Linked DNA regions of Homo sapiens: region 2 is linked to region 1. The links are chromatin contacts, found by Hi-C or POLR2A ChIA-PET in ENCODE. All regions are on one chromosome and are shown on one strand. The core of a region is the stretch at or near the end of the contact, and the rest is flanking DNA. Distances in the headings are between cores, read along the strand shown. Region 1 has its middle 30 kb from the start of TRIL. Region 2 overlaps CHN2 (chimerin 2).

Evidence for each region. Hi-C counts contacts between places; a loop is a spot of excess contacts on that map. ChIA-PET counts read pairs that join two places held with the same protein, here RNA polymerase II (POLR2A). Pooled maps may share reads with other maps.
Region 2: a loop to region 1 is called in a pooled map, with 2.0 times the contacts of the local background. The contact joins two enhancer-like sites. A Hi-C loop is called at or near these places in 1 of 50 pooled maps. POLR2A ChIA-PET finds 5 or more read pairs at or near these places in 2 of 52 experiments (H1 and OCI-LY7).

What each region holds. Positions count from the first base shown.
Region 1 is chr7:28,924,534-28,931,155 of GRCh38, reverse strand. No RefSeq gene overlaps it. Among named protein-coding and RNA genes, the nearest start is that of TRIL, 30 kb to the left of the region's middle. Within about 2 kb of position 4,100, at least 15 of the 41 ENCODE cell types and tissues checked have a DNase peak (open chromatin) inside an H3K27ac peak, as active enhancers do.
Region 2 is chr7:29,485,191-29,491,812 of GRCh38, reverse strand. The region is part of intron 7 of CHN2 (chimerin 2); the gene reads right to left. Among named protein-coding and RNA genes, the nearest start is that of PRR15-DT, 75 kb to the left of the region's middle. Within about 2 kb of position 2,657, at least 2 of the 41 ENCODE cell types and tissues checked have a DNase peak (open chromatin) inside an H3K27ac peak, as active enhancers do.

The DNA of each region.
Region 1 (6,622 bases), core at 2,851-5,350:
CACACTGGGGCCTGTCGGGGGATAGGGGGATGAAGGGAGGGAGAACATTAGGACAAACAGCTAATGCATCCGGGCTTAAAACCTAGATGGTGCGCTGATAGGTGCAGCAAACCACCATGGTCCATGTATACCTATGTAACAAACCTACACATTGTGCACGTTTATCCTGGAACTTAAGGTAAAATAAAATAAACTAAAATAAAAAAGGTTTAGTTTTCATTCATGTGAAATCCAATGCAAGTCAGATGACTTTCCAGGGCAGCTTTTCTTGGGGACAGATGGCAATGCCTAAATCCATGCTCACTCCATTGTATAATGCCACCATCTCAAAATGTGACCTCCAGGGCCACTGATGCAGAGGAAGAATGACTGGAGGGCTGTGCACCTGCTCGTCAATGCCTTAGACCAGAGGTTATATAGGTTTCCACCCCATTTCATTGGTGAAGACCAGTCACATGACCCTCCCCCTAAGTGCAAAGGGGCTGGAAGTGGAGGTGCACACCAGGGGTATTTGCTGAGCACAATTGCCTTACCCAGAGATGGGAAATGAAGACTGATGTTACCACTTGCTGTGCAGAAAAGATGGTCATAAAGAGATGTATTGAGAACAATGTGTTAAATTCTAGGTAGATATTTTTATCTGCTAAACATTCTTGGCTTTCAGCCTCAGGTGTATTTAGTTTGTCCAAAAGATGTTGATAGGAGAGAGAGAGAGAGAGAGAGAGATTAAGACATATTACCACCAGAGACTTTCTCCCTGAAGAAATCAGCAATGTTGGCCAGACACGGTGGCTCATGCCTGTAATCCCAGCAGTTTGGGAGGCCGAGGTGGGCAGATAACCTGAGGTCAGGAGTTCAAGACCAGCCTGGCCAACATGGTGAAACCCCATCTCTACTAAAGATACAAAAATTAGCCAGGCGTGGTGGCGGGCACCTGTAATCCTAGCTACTCGGGGGGCTGAGGCAGGAGAATCACTTGAACCCGGGAGGCAGAGGTTGCAGTGAGCCGAGATTGCGCCACTGCATTCCAGCCTGGGCAACAAAAGTAAAACTCCGTCTAAAAAAAAAAAAAAAAAGAAAGAAATCAGAAATGTTGAAGGATCACTGGGTAAGGAATAACTTTCTCATTACATGATTCAATGTTGTTTTATACCTTGTCCATGTCCTATCTAAAATCAATCTCTTTCCACCTAAAATCATCTCAGCCATGGTCCACATGCCACGCTCTGGGAAAATGCTGCCCTACTGGGCCTGCGCCCGTGACTTGCAATCTGCTTCCTGTGGTGGTGACTGTGGTGTCACCATCCAAAGCAGTAGCAAACATTTATGAAGACTGACTGTGCACCTGGCACTGTGCCTGGGCTACTGAGGACAGAGTTGACAACAAATGTCCTGCCTTTAAGATTTCATAGAATGGTCGGGCGCGGTGGCTCACACCTGTAACCCCAGCACTTTGGGAGGCTGAGGTGCGTGGATCACCTGAGGTCAGGAGTTCGAGACCGGCCTGACCAACATGGAGAAACCCTATTTCTACTAAAAATACAAAAAATTAGCCAGGCATGGTGGCACATGCCTGTAATCCCAGCTACTAGGGAGGCTGAGGCAGGAGAATTGCTTGAACCTGGGAGGCAGAGGTTTGCAGTGAGCTGAGATAGTGTCATTGCACTCCAGCCTGGGCAACAAGAACGAAACTCCATCTCAAAAAAAAAAATTTCATAGAATGAGAAGAAAAATAAACTTGTAGTTACAACACAGTGTAAGAAACACATCTACGTAACTATAAGGTGCTAATGGGGTGAGTATCTGAGGAGTGACCCTTGAAGGGCAGCAGATTTTTTGAGAAAAATTCTGTAATAACATAGTTGTGTAGTGTTCACTCTTTGATGTTATTTCCTCTAAATTTTTCCTTCAGTGGTATTAGTGGTATTCTATTCAAGGTGAAGTCCAGTCTACTGGTAGAAGAATTAAAAACCCAGCTAGTATTTTCTAGGTACTTTGAATTGAGTGTCCCTTGAGGCATCAAATATTCTCAGAGGGCAAATGATAAGCCACACCACACCATTGCAGGATATGGGGAAGCGGATTGCAAGTCACAGAGAAGGTTAATAACAGTGTCAGATCAGTACCGTGGTTATTGATTGAAGCAACTCAATGTAGGCCAAAAGGAGTGAGCTGTGGTGTTGACTGGCAGGTTCTGGTCCTGCTTCCCTACTGTGCACCATTGACTCTGTGCTCGAGTTGCCTTCTTAGTAAAATTACAGGACTGGGCCAGATGTGGCTCCTGCACTATGGATGTTCTCAGATGCAAAAGAAGCTCTCTTCCTCAAGCCCCCTACCTGTAGATGAATGACCTTGGAATCCTGGCATTGTAAGTTTAGCTTCAGCCATCCCATCAGTTGTTATTCTGGTGCATTTAGGTTGGATTTTTAGGTGTTGGGGGAAATAGTATGAATCTCATCACCATCGTTTTCATTTATTTATATCTTATTTAGTACTACTATGTGCCAGGCACTGTTCCAAGTACTTTTCCAATATTAATTAATTTAATCTGTACAATGATGGGTACTGTTATCACACCCATTTTAGAGGGGGGACAACTGAGGTTCAAGGAGGTTAAATAACTCGCTCAAGATCAGCTGTCTAGGGAGGGGCAAAACAGGATTCAGTTTCAGGCAGGCTGGGTCTTGAATTTGTGATCATCACCCTGTACTGTCTCTGGACAGAATAATTGAATAATAATAAGACAAAGATGAAGTATGCAGTAATGACCCATTAAAATAAGATTTTTTAAAAAAAATTAAATGTGATAAGACAAGGACAGATGTGGCACATGCCTTTGGGCTAAGTCCTTTAGAAGGGAAACAAAGAATGAATCATGTACTATGGGAGAAAGAGAAGACAATGCCTACGCCCTTATGGGCCTACCAGGCTTTCTACCTGTGAGCTCATTTGCTCCTTACAAGACCCCAGGAGGTAGGTGTCATTATCATCACCATTTTACAGAGGAGGCTGAAAGACTTGTTTAAGATCACACAACTAGTAAGTGGAGGAAGCCAGGTCCCTGACTAAAGTGCCCAGAGGCTCCCTTAAGGGTGGGCTGGGGAATCCACATCAGAAGGCTCTGCCAGTCCGGGTCCTAGTGGGCAGATGCCTTGCAGTAAATGGGTCTCTGTGCTGCAGGAATCTGAAAGACCAGCTTACCTGCGGCAACACATTTCAATCACATGGAGCAGGTCTACTTAGGGGAAAGATGCACAATGCATAGGAGATGCCTGTCAACACTGAGAAGAGCTGAAGTGCTGAGGACTGAACCACACCCTCACTGGATGGAAATGCATCTACAAGCTGTGCACTCATGTTTGACCCTGGTCAAACCTTGGCACTATGAACATCTGCAGGGGATGATTCTTTGTTATTAGAGGTTGTCCTATGCATTGTAAGATGTTGAGTGACATCCCTGGCCTCTACCCACTAGGTGCTAGTATCTATGTAGTATCTATGTTCACCCCATCCCCCAAGCTGTGACAAACACAAATCTCTCCAGACAAGGCCAAATGTTCCTTGGGAGGCAAACTCCCCTCCTCCCCTCCCGGCCCCCGGTTGAGAACCACTACTTTGATCTTATACTCTGGGCTTATGAACGGTGAAAGCTTCCAGAAACTACCCTGTTCTGATGTCGAGGAGTTCAATATTCCCTAAAACTCCTCCCAACTCTCAGAAACTAAGAGAGAGAGAGAAAAAAATGATGGGTTAGCTTCTGCAGTGCAGATACTTTGCCATTCAGTTAAGTGTGTATATTTGAGGGGGTGTATGGATATGGAGAACAGGGATTGGAAAGCCTACTCACCACACTTCTTCACAATACCTCTATTTCATTCTATCTGTATGCTTATTATTTCAGCTCTTCTCATGTGCGATCAAATTCTTATTTTGCAGCATATTGCCCTCTAGCGGTCACTTCTCTTTGTAGCACACGGAAGAGAGGCACCAATACAAATCGCTTTTTAAGAATGAAACCCAGGAGGGAACTGGCTGGGGGAAGTGGACGTGGTTCCACGAGCCGGGTAACTTCTGGCTTCGCGGATTGTGAGCAGCCGGTTTCTCCTCCGAGCCGCGCCTTTTTCCTTCCCAAGCCCCACCCTTCCTCCTGCGAGCCCTCTCCTCCACGTTCCAGCACCCAGTGGCACTTTGCTTCTCCCGCCGGGATACCGGACCTCTTCTTTGCAGAGAGAATTCAAAGCTACTTCCATGTTAAACAGAAAGAGCATCCTGTGGGTAGAAATATCCGACGAGGAGCGTTTTCCGAATGCCCGGAAGGGAGTTGCTACGTGAAAAATAGACATGATGCGCTGAAAAAAATATAGATGATTTGTTGTTGCTCTTGGTTCTCAGCCGGACCTCAAAAACAACCCCAGGATTTTTTTCCTCCAAAGTGGAGCCAGCTACTTTGCAAGTGCTCCCCTTCTTTCTCCTTGCCCATCCCCAGACCATTTAGTTAACCTCAGTGGGACAGGAACCGTCCTACAAATGCATGTGTTTGTCGTCTTAAGAGCTTTGGTAAGCCTACTTAAATTTCAGACAGCTAGAGACTGTCACAGTGGCTTTCTTCTGTCGATAGGTGACATTGTGTAATTAATAACCCTATAAAGCCTTTGAGGATAGCTTTTTCTTTTAAAAATGGAAGCCCAGAGAATTAAGACAAAGAAAGCTACTCTGTGGAGTTAAACGTCATCTTCAAGGAGGAAATTTTTAAAAGTACCTCTACATCTACACGTGGGCTTCAATTATATGTCTCCAAGGTACAGCACCCAGACGTCAAACCACTCAAGCCTGGATGGTGAATTTATGATAGAGGTTGACTTCTTTGTAGAATAAGTTTTCTGTTTCCACAAAATAAAATTGTATTTAGGGGTATAAGCGCCAGAATTTCTTTTAGCAATTAATCAAAATGAATGACCAAAAAGTTTAATTCTAGACTAGAGCTATTAAATTACTTCCGAGCTATGAATGCAGTTTTGATTTTAGGCCATATCAATCCAGGAAAACACAGAACAATGAGCCTGGAGGGTCAGATACTGTGAAGAGCAAATTTGCAGAAGGCTTTTGGGTCGGCAACAGTTGGGTTTCCTTAAGATTTATAGGCTTCATAGGATAGACACACACTTCTTTATTTCTGCTCTGTATGAACACTCAGCAGATGAAGTTCCACTAACCGCTTTCCCCTGCCCCCACATTTAAAAAGCTTTCTCCTTCTCTTTTCTTTTCTATCTCTGTGAATGGCTTAAACAGCAGCCTGTGTTTTAGAACCATAAAGCGTGCATAAACGTTTCATAAAAAGAAATAGAAAAAATGGAAATCTCCAGTGTGAATATGTGTTTATAAGATTATTTAACCCCTTTTACTTTATCACCTTACTTGCTCTGACCCTGAGACCCTAGAATGACGTGGGCCTGAACCCGAATCCTCGGGTGATCAATACTACCTAAAAACAAAGGTGATGTCTATGGAGGGGCGCAAAACAAGGTTTCCCATAGGAGGACTTGCCAGTCTGATCAGTATAACTAGTGAACCCAGATAGTGTGGGTCCAGGAAGTTGGTATGACGCCAAGCTCCCCACCCTCAGAGGGCTCTGGTGTTCCCCGCTGAGGACTCGCATCCCGTTTATAGCTCTGTAGATGTAAGCAGCCAAGATGATTTGGGGGAATTTCTGTGTGACAAAGGAGACAAGAGGCTGTGGAAACCTTCCGTAACAAGTGGTTGAATTGTTTAAGGGATTTTCAAAACCCTCTAACTGGAGAAGCAGGATGAAGGCGAAAGAATACATGACTGATCATTGCTGGCTAACGTAATCAGGTGATTTGTGTTAACAATATGCCACAAAATCCCAGGAACAAAGTCTAGGTCCTGTCTTTAGCCATGTCGTGTCCACGGCAATGTGGACCTTTTATCTGATTATTGGATGGTCCACTGAAGCCATCTTTAGGAATTTAGAACCTTCATAAGAGAAGACGAGATTCAGTCTATGTGGAAGGGTGTTTTTTTTTTTTTAAAGAGGCGCTTGTAATGGTGGTGACTTTCCTTCCTTAACATTAAATGAATTACTAACTCTACATATAATCTTGTGCATTTCTGTCCTTCTTCCCTTCCTTCTTCCCTTCCTTCTTCCTCCCCTCCCTCTCCTTTTGCAGGAAAACTATATTTCAGGACTATGCCCAGCAATGATGGCTTCAAGATCACAATAAATTGTTTAGCTTTTTAGGGGATGAGAGGCAAAATGTTTAAGCACTGGAAAAAGGCACAGGCAGGGGAGATCCTGATTTTGTGAAGCCCAAAGCTCATATGATTTCTTTTAAAAAGAATATACAATTACAAATACAAAATTAGGCAGGAAAGTGAACATTTCTTTAGAATGAAAAATGATATCACAAAAAATTATTGGAGACTTGTAAGTTTAGATCCTTTTTCTCATGAAGATCTCTTTAGGCAATTTACCAAAAATGGCTGATTAGAAATGCTTTCTGATTGCAACCCAGCTTCCTCTCTTCTGGAAAACTCGATGACTCCTCACAGAACTCACAGAGGCCTGTGAGGAAGAAGGGCCTCAGGCTTCAGCTTCACTCGC
Region 2 (6,622 bases), core at 1,408-3,907, 560 kb before region 1:
AGAGCTACTAATTAACTGAAGAATATTTGAAGTCAATTATGCATGTATTAAATTTTTGATAATTTAAAAAAGGGTGGGATGAAATCCATTAATCAAAAAGAATATATGGCTGGGTGTGGTAGCTCATGCCTGTAATCCCAGTGCTTTGGGAGGTCAAGGTAGGAGGATCACTTGAGGCCAGGTAGAGACCAGCCTGGGCAACATAGTGAGACTCCATCTCTAAAAAGAGTTTGAAATTTAGCTGGGCATAGTAGCACATGCCTGTAGTCCTAGCTACTCAGGAGACTGACATGGGAGGATGGCTTGAGCCCAGGTGTCCAGGGCTAAAATGAGCTATGATGGCGCCACTGTGCTCCAACCTGGACAACAGACTGAGATTGTCTCTCTCTCTCACACACACACAAATACATAAGGGAAAAAGAAATATAGGTTTAATTAAACCAATAAAAAGCAGGGAAGGAGAAAAAAGATGCAATAGAAAAGTACAGTGATTGTAGAAAAAATCCTTATACAACTCTAATCAGAATAAGTGGCTCTAATTCATCACAAAAAAAGATTTTTAGATAACATTTTAAAAATCCTTTCAAGAAACACAACTAAAACATAACATGAGAGAAATGTAAGAAAGAAAGCCATACCCAGCAAACTAGCCAATAGAAACCCAAAATAGAGCAAATATATATATTTGCATTATTAGTGATAGAGATAATAGAGATTTATTTTTACCAGAAGTATATAATTTTGAGCTTTTATATGACAATATGGTCTCAAAAATATAAAGCGAAATTGAAAGACTTACAAAGATAAATTGACAAATCCACAATCATAATGATTTTGACATCTTTCACAGAAACTAGTAGATCAAATAGCTAAAGTTGATCTATGAATACGAAAGGGATCTCATATCCAGCCATTCAAAGAACACACACACTTTTCAAAACCACTTGGAATATTCGTATCAATTGACCACAAATTAAGCTTCAACATATACAAAAAACTGATACCATACATACCATATTCTGAATATAATATAATAACATTTCAAATAGAGAGCCAAAGCCCAGTATGTTTGGTACAGTACATTTGGTACCAGTAGTATACACTGGAAAGACAAGAAACCAAATCACACATATATGGATACTTGGTATATCTCAGAAGTGGCATTACAAATTAATGGGGGAAGGATGTCAGACAGATGAATTATATCCTATTTTCATCTTATTTCCACCTTTCCAGCAACTCATTATTCACTCGTTTGTTTGATATTTACATGCTGATTGCCTGCTTTGAACTTGGCCCTGTACTAGTCCTTGGATATACAAAGTTGAAATAGATCAGAGGAATAAGAACTGCCTGCACTCAAGGATCTCATTATCTACAAGAATAAACAGGCAATTATGTGTCAGGTGATACAGCAGAACACGTAGGAGATCCTATGGTAGTATAATGGAGAGAATAATAAATTCTTCCTAGAAGTCTGCGGAAGGGGATATTGAACTGGGCTTTGAAGGATGGATAGGAATTCACCAGCCTGGGAAAGATTGAGCAGGTGGGGAAGTGATGGTGTTGACTGGAGAGCAGATGACTTGAGGAAGACATTTACAGAAGAGAAAACAGCATAACCAAAGGCCAATGAAGGTGGGCTTAGGTTTTGAAAGGCATTCTTTTCTGGCAAATGGTGTTTCAAAAAAAAAAAAAAAAGGAATGACATCACGTTGGTCTCTGAAACATCTTGAGTGGATGAAATAACCTCATCTTAAATATCCCTATATCTTGGGGTAAAAATGAAAATGCAATATTTAGAAATTAAGTGAGTGGCTACATGTTTACTACACGTGGACAGAATGCATATTGACAAAATATAAACTGGCCTATTGTTTCAGGAAAAACAGGATAGGCTAATCACAGATTTTCTAAAATTTCACTTTTTTTGCCAATATTTTTAAAAATAATTGAGCACATCAGGATTGCATTTTAATGCTTATTATCACTGTCCATATTTACCAACATCCTTTCCCAACAAGTATCCCTACTGCCTTTGATCTGTTCTGTCCAGCCAAATAAATGCATAGACGTCTCGAAGAGCAAGTAGCACCCAGTGTCCCCACACAGTCCCCAAAAAATAAAACAAAATGAGAATAGAGCAAGGATGTAAAGTGAAACATTATTTTAGGCCCATTGCCTACTTTCCTTTTTGGTGATGGGCCATTGTTTATTTTCACGACCGATATATTGTTCAATTTTCTTTTGGATCCACAAGGACAATCTCTAGACAGAAGGCTACGTGTAAATGCTGAGGGCATGCTCTGAGCCCATTTTATTTGGCTTCTACTTATTATGTCTACTCTTTCATTGAAATATACCGTATCTTAAAATTCACTGGTCGGCTTTTTCCATTTTCTGAAGTTCACTGATTTGCAAGAATATCTTTTTAGAGAAAGAACAGTTTGAAAACTTGAGGGCAGTAACTAAAATATTCTAGACAGGAAGAAAATACTCCAGACAGGAAGAATGTCTGTCCAAGACTATTACACTAGGCACGGTCTGCCTGGAATTCAAAAACCACACCAAACAAAAAAGATGATATTACACGAGATAAGGTATGTTTGACAAATGGCCCAGGAATGGCTACTTTGCAAAAACAAGAGCAAGAAGAGTCATCCAGAAAGATCTCAGGCATTTAGCAAGTATCTCTCAACACAGCTCTTTCTAAATGAACAGGATGTTATTTGTCTCATAGCTGCTGAATCTGGAAGGCAGTATTCTCTGGTGGTTTTATACCAGATATGTTTTGATGGGTCAATGTAGACACCACCCAGATGTATTAATATCAGCTCAGCCTGGGATCGAAACTGTAAGAAGGAAAAGTACCGTTTATGACATGCTGCAGTTGAGAATTTTTGCTTTTTCTTACCAGTATACATCATGATTTCTTAGCCTCGGCACTACTGATTAACATTTTGGGCTGGAAAATTCTTTGTTGTGGGGGTCTGCCTCGTACATTGTGGGATGTTTGGCAGCATCGCTGGCCTCCACCCACTAAATGCCAGTAGCACTCCCAGCTGGGACAAATCACAAATATCTGTAGGCATTGACAAATGTCCCCCAGGGGTCAGGGGGAGGTGGGGGGGTGAAGTTTCCTTTATTGAGAAGCAGTGGTATAGATGGAAACCTTATTGCCTCAATTTGTCATTTTATTATTCATATTAAAAATCAGAATTTTATTCTTTTGCTTTGAAAAGGAATCTTCGGGTCAGAGGCAGTTTGTTTGTTTGTTTGTTTGTTTAGCTACTTTATGTTCACAGAAGAGAGAGCTAAAGTCCCTTCCAGCTACATGTGGCTGGGTTCTGGAGGTCTAGTCTAGTGTTTGCCCAGGGTTAACTGAGAGGCTGGAGGGCAGGCAGCCTATCCTGCGTCACCCAGGTCAGCAGCACAGTCAAGGCTTCCAGATCTCTGCCAAGGACTTTTCCTATAATTTACTGTATTTCCCACAACCATGTGACATTCATCTCATATGAAAAATTAGGTTAAACTTTGAACTCTCCCCTTTTGCAAGACCAGATGAAGTCCTAACCTTGAAGTGACCCTTTTCAGATGTACGAAAACACAGCAGAGGTGAATCAATCTATGACAGACACTCTGAGTTCCCTCTGAAAGGCTGGCCAAGGAGATGGGGCAGGAGAGCTGAGTTTCTCAAACCGGGCACCACAGATCCCTGGACTTCTCATTAGCAGCTGCCCTAGTTTAAGATAGGATTGCATTTCTAAAATATTGATTGTCTCAAAGCTTTCTGGGAGTCTCCCCACTGCATAAAGTAAGATGTCCTCATGCTACTTAACTTTGATCAGGTTTATGAGCACATCGACACCCACATCCTTTTGACACTTCCCTGCTCAAAAACCTCGAGTGGCTCCCCATTGCCAGTAGTGAGGTTTCTCAGTCTCAGCACTACTGGCATTTAGGGCTGCACAACTCTTTGTTGTGGTGGCCTGTCCTGGACGTTTAGTAGCACACCTGGCCTCTACTGGATGCCTCTGGAGGAAGGAGAGGGAGAAGGAGAGACAGAGGAAGGAAGAGATAATGAAAGTAGGGAGGGAAAGGAAGGAGGGAGGGGGAGAGAAAGAGGGAGGGAGTTAGAAGGAGAAAAAGAAGAAAGGAGGGAGGGAAGGAGGAAGAGAGGGAGAAACTGGCTCCAGGTATACTCCCAGTTCCTGTTTCCACCCGTCCCTGAGTTCTGAGTATTCCCTGGAGGCTTTATGAGACCATCCTGTATAATAGTCTATTTAGCTTAAGATAGTTTCCAGGGGTTATATTACTTGAAAACAAGGACTTTGTAATCATTATAATGTGGAGCAGGCTGAATTAGGAGGTAGACAAAAACAACTCCTCTTCATAGCACTCTGGGAGCAGAAACAACATTTTTTTAATAAAGCCATATATTTCCAAACCTGTTTATTCCAGTCTCACTTTGAGTCCCTCATTTTATATTTAAGGTGATGAGTTTTGCCTTTGTTTTGAATTTTCTTTCCAGACTTGTTTCTGGCAAAACAGCCTTTTCTGATTATTAACTTAAAAAACAAAACAAAACAAACAAACAAAAAAAAAACAAAACAAGCCCCCAACCATTCTGAAGCCAATTTCTGCCTGTGTCAATTTGCAGGTGCAATATCCAGCCATCCCTGTTCTCCAGGCACAGAAGTAGCATCAGATGGACAGAAAAGGGTGATAGACACCTGGGAGCTTGATAAGAAGGCAAGGCAGACAAAATGCTGGGAATGACACGAAGGGCTGACACACTTTTATGAGGTCAAGGGGGAAGAGGAAGAGAGAGGGGCTTGCATGCGGGAAGCAAAAAGTCTTCTTCCAAAGCAAATGACCACTAGACTGAGAAGAATGCAAAAATGAATGAAAGGCCTAGAAATCATCAAGGAGCCTCAAATCCAAACTGGGAGGTGGTGGTGCTGCCACGTCCTGGACAGGTGTTTTAGTGGGAGCGTGGGGACATATTCTTAGCTTCTTGAACTTCTAGTCCTGGCCTCCAGGATAGCACGGGGTGGGGGTTGCATGTTGAGAAGGAGCATGCTACAAGAGCACACGCGATGGGGTGTGCCATGGGAACGGGGTGCTCCTGGTGCATCCTCAGTCTGTCAGCAGAGTGGGGGACATATAAGAGTAAGTAGGGCAACCATTTCCCCTACGTCCTGATGGGATGCTTTTGAAAGGCGCCACACAGGACAGCTGTAGTGAACTGGGACAGATCCCTCCTCCCCCTTACCCGCCCGCTCCCATGGATCAGACACGGGGTAGCACTGCACAGTCACCATCCCTGGCAAATGGGGATTGAGAGCTGGCCCGACACATCCTGATAGGGCCTCCATCTCTCCTGCGCCATCTGATGACCCTGGCAAGGGCCCACTCCGTGGAAGGACTCTAGTACAATGAACACAGGTGCATACAACACACAAGCCGCACAAGAGGGCAAACTGCAGGGCAGGGAGTGAGGAGAGGGCTCCGAAAGCTCAACTGTAGGGAGATACGGTCCCCTGCTTTCTGCCAACGTGAATGAACAGCTTGTGGGCCAGGACTTGTTCTAGACACTGGGGTTTCTGCAGTCAATAAAACAGACAAAAATCCCCACTCCACGAACCCTCTCTCCCCACCCCCTCCCATCGGGAGTTTCCCTCTGGTAAGGGGAAGGCAGGCAAACACACACATAAATATGTACGATGTCAGCTGGTGATCAGCGCTAGGGAGAAAAGGGAAGCTGGTACAGGCTGGGCAGGAGGTGGAAGGGGGGTGGAAAGGGAGTGGGGAACACACAGTGAGGGGGGTTAGAACTTTCTGGGCCTCTGCTCTCCATCCATATTCCATATCGGGAAGAAGGAAGGGTATCCTGGAAGTGCATGGGGGTGGGAGAGAATTTGGCAGGAAAGAGTGATGCAGATCCCCATGCAGACTGGAGAGGCTGGGAACAGAAGCAGCAGGCTGAGTGGGGGAAGGGCCTGCTCAGGAGACTCTGATGGCTCCAGGGCCCAGGAATCATCATCTTTCCACCATCTGGCCCACCCCAACTGATGATTTAAATGTGATGGACTCCTTTCTGTCCCCGAGGTCTCTCCCCTGCACCTTATTCGCTCCTGGCACATTTCTGACTCCAAGTTCTCACTCCTGTTGTTTGCATAGCCCGGGTGCTCTTTCTTTCCCCTGTATAACCATCCTTGATCTATTTATCTACTTGGGCTTCAGCCAACTTTCCACCTACCCACGAGGATTCTTGGTTAAGGCTGAGAGAACAACCACACTGTCTCTTACACAGGATCTCCAGCACTAGGGAGCCCCCTCCTCTTTGAATGCTCACAGAAGCTTGTCTTTTACTCCTGTTTTTTTATACATCACCACAGGGTCAGCTTCAGGGCGCATGTGACCTGCGCTGTTGCACAGAGCCCTGTCCTTAGCATGGTTTAATGTGCTGCTGTCATAGTTTTGAAAGTCTCAATTTTTTTTTTTAACAAGAACCTCATATTTTCATTTTATACTAGGTCTCACACATTACCTGCCCAGTCCTGCATAATCAATCACACATATTAGTGTGAACTAATAGCTACATCATAAATTTGATTAT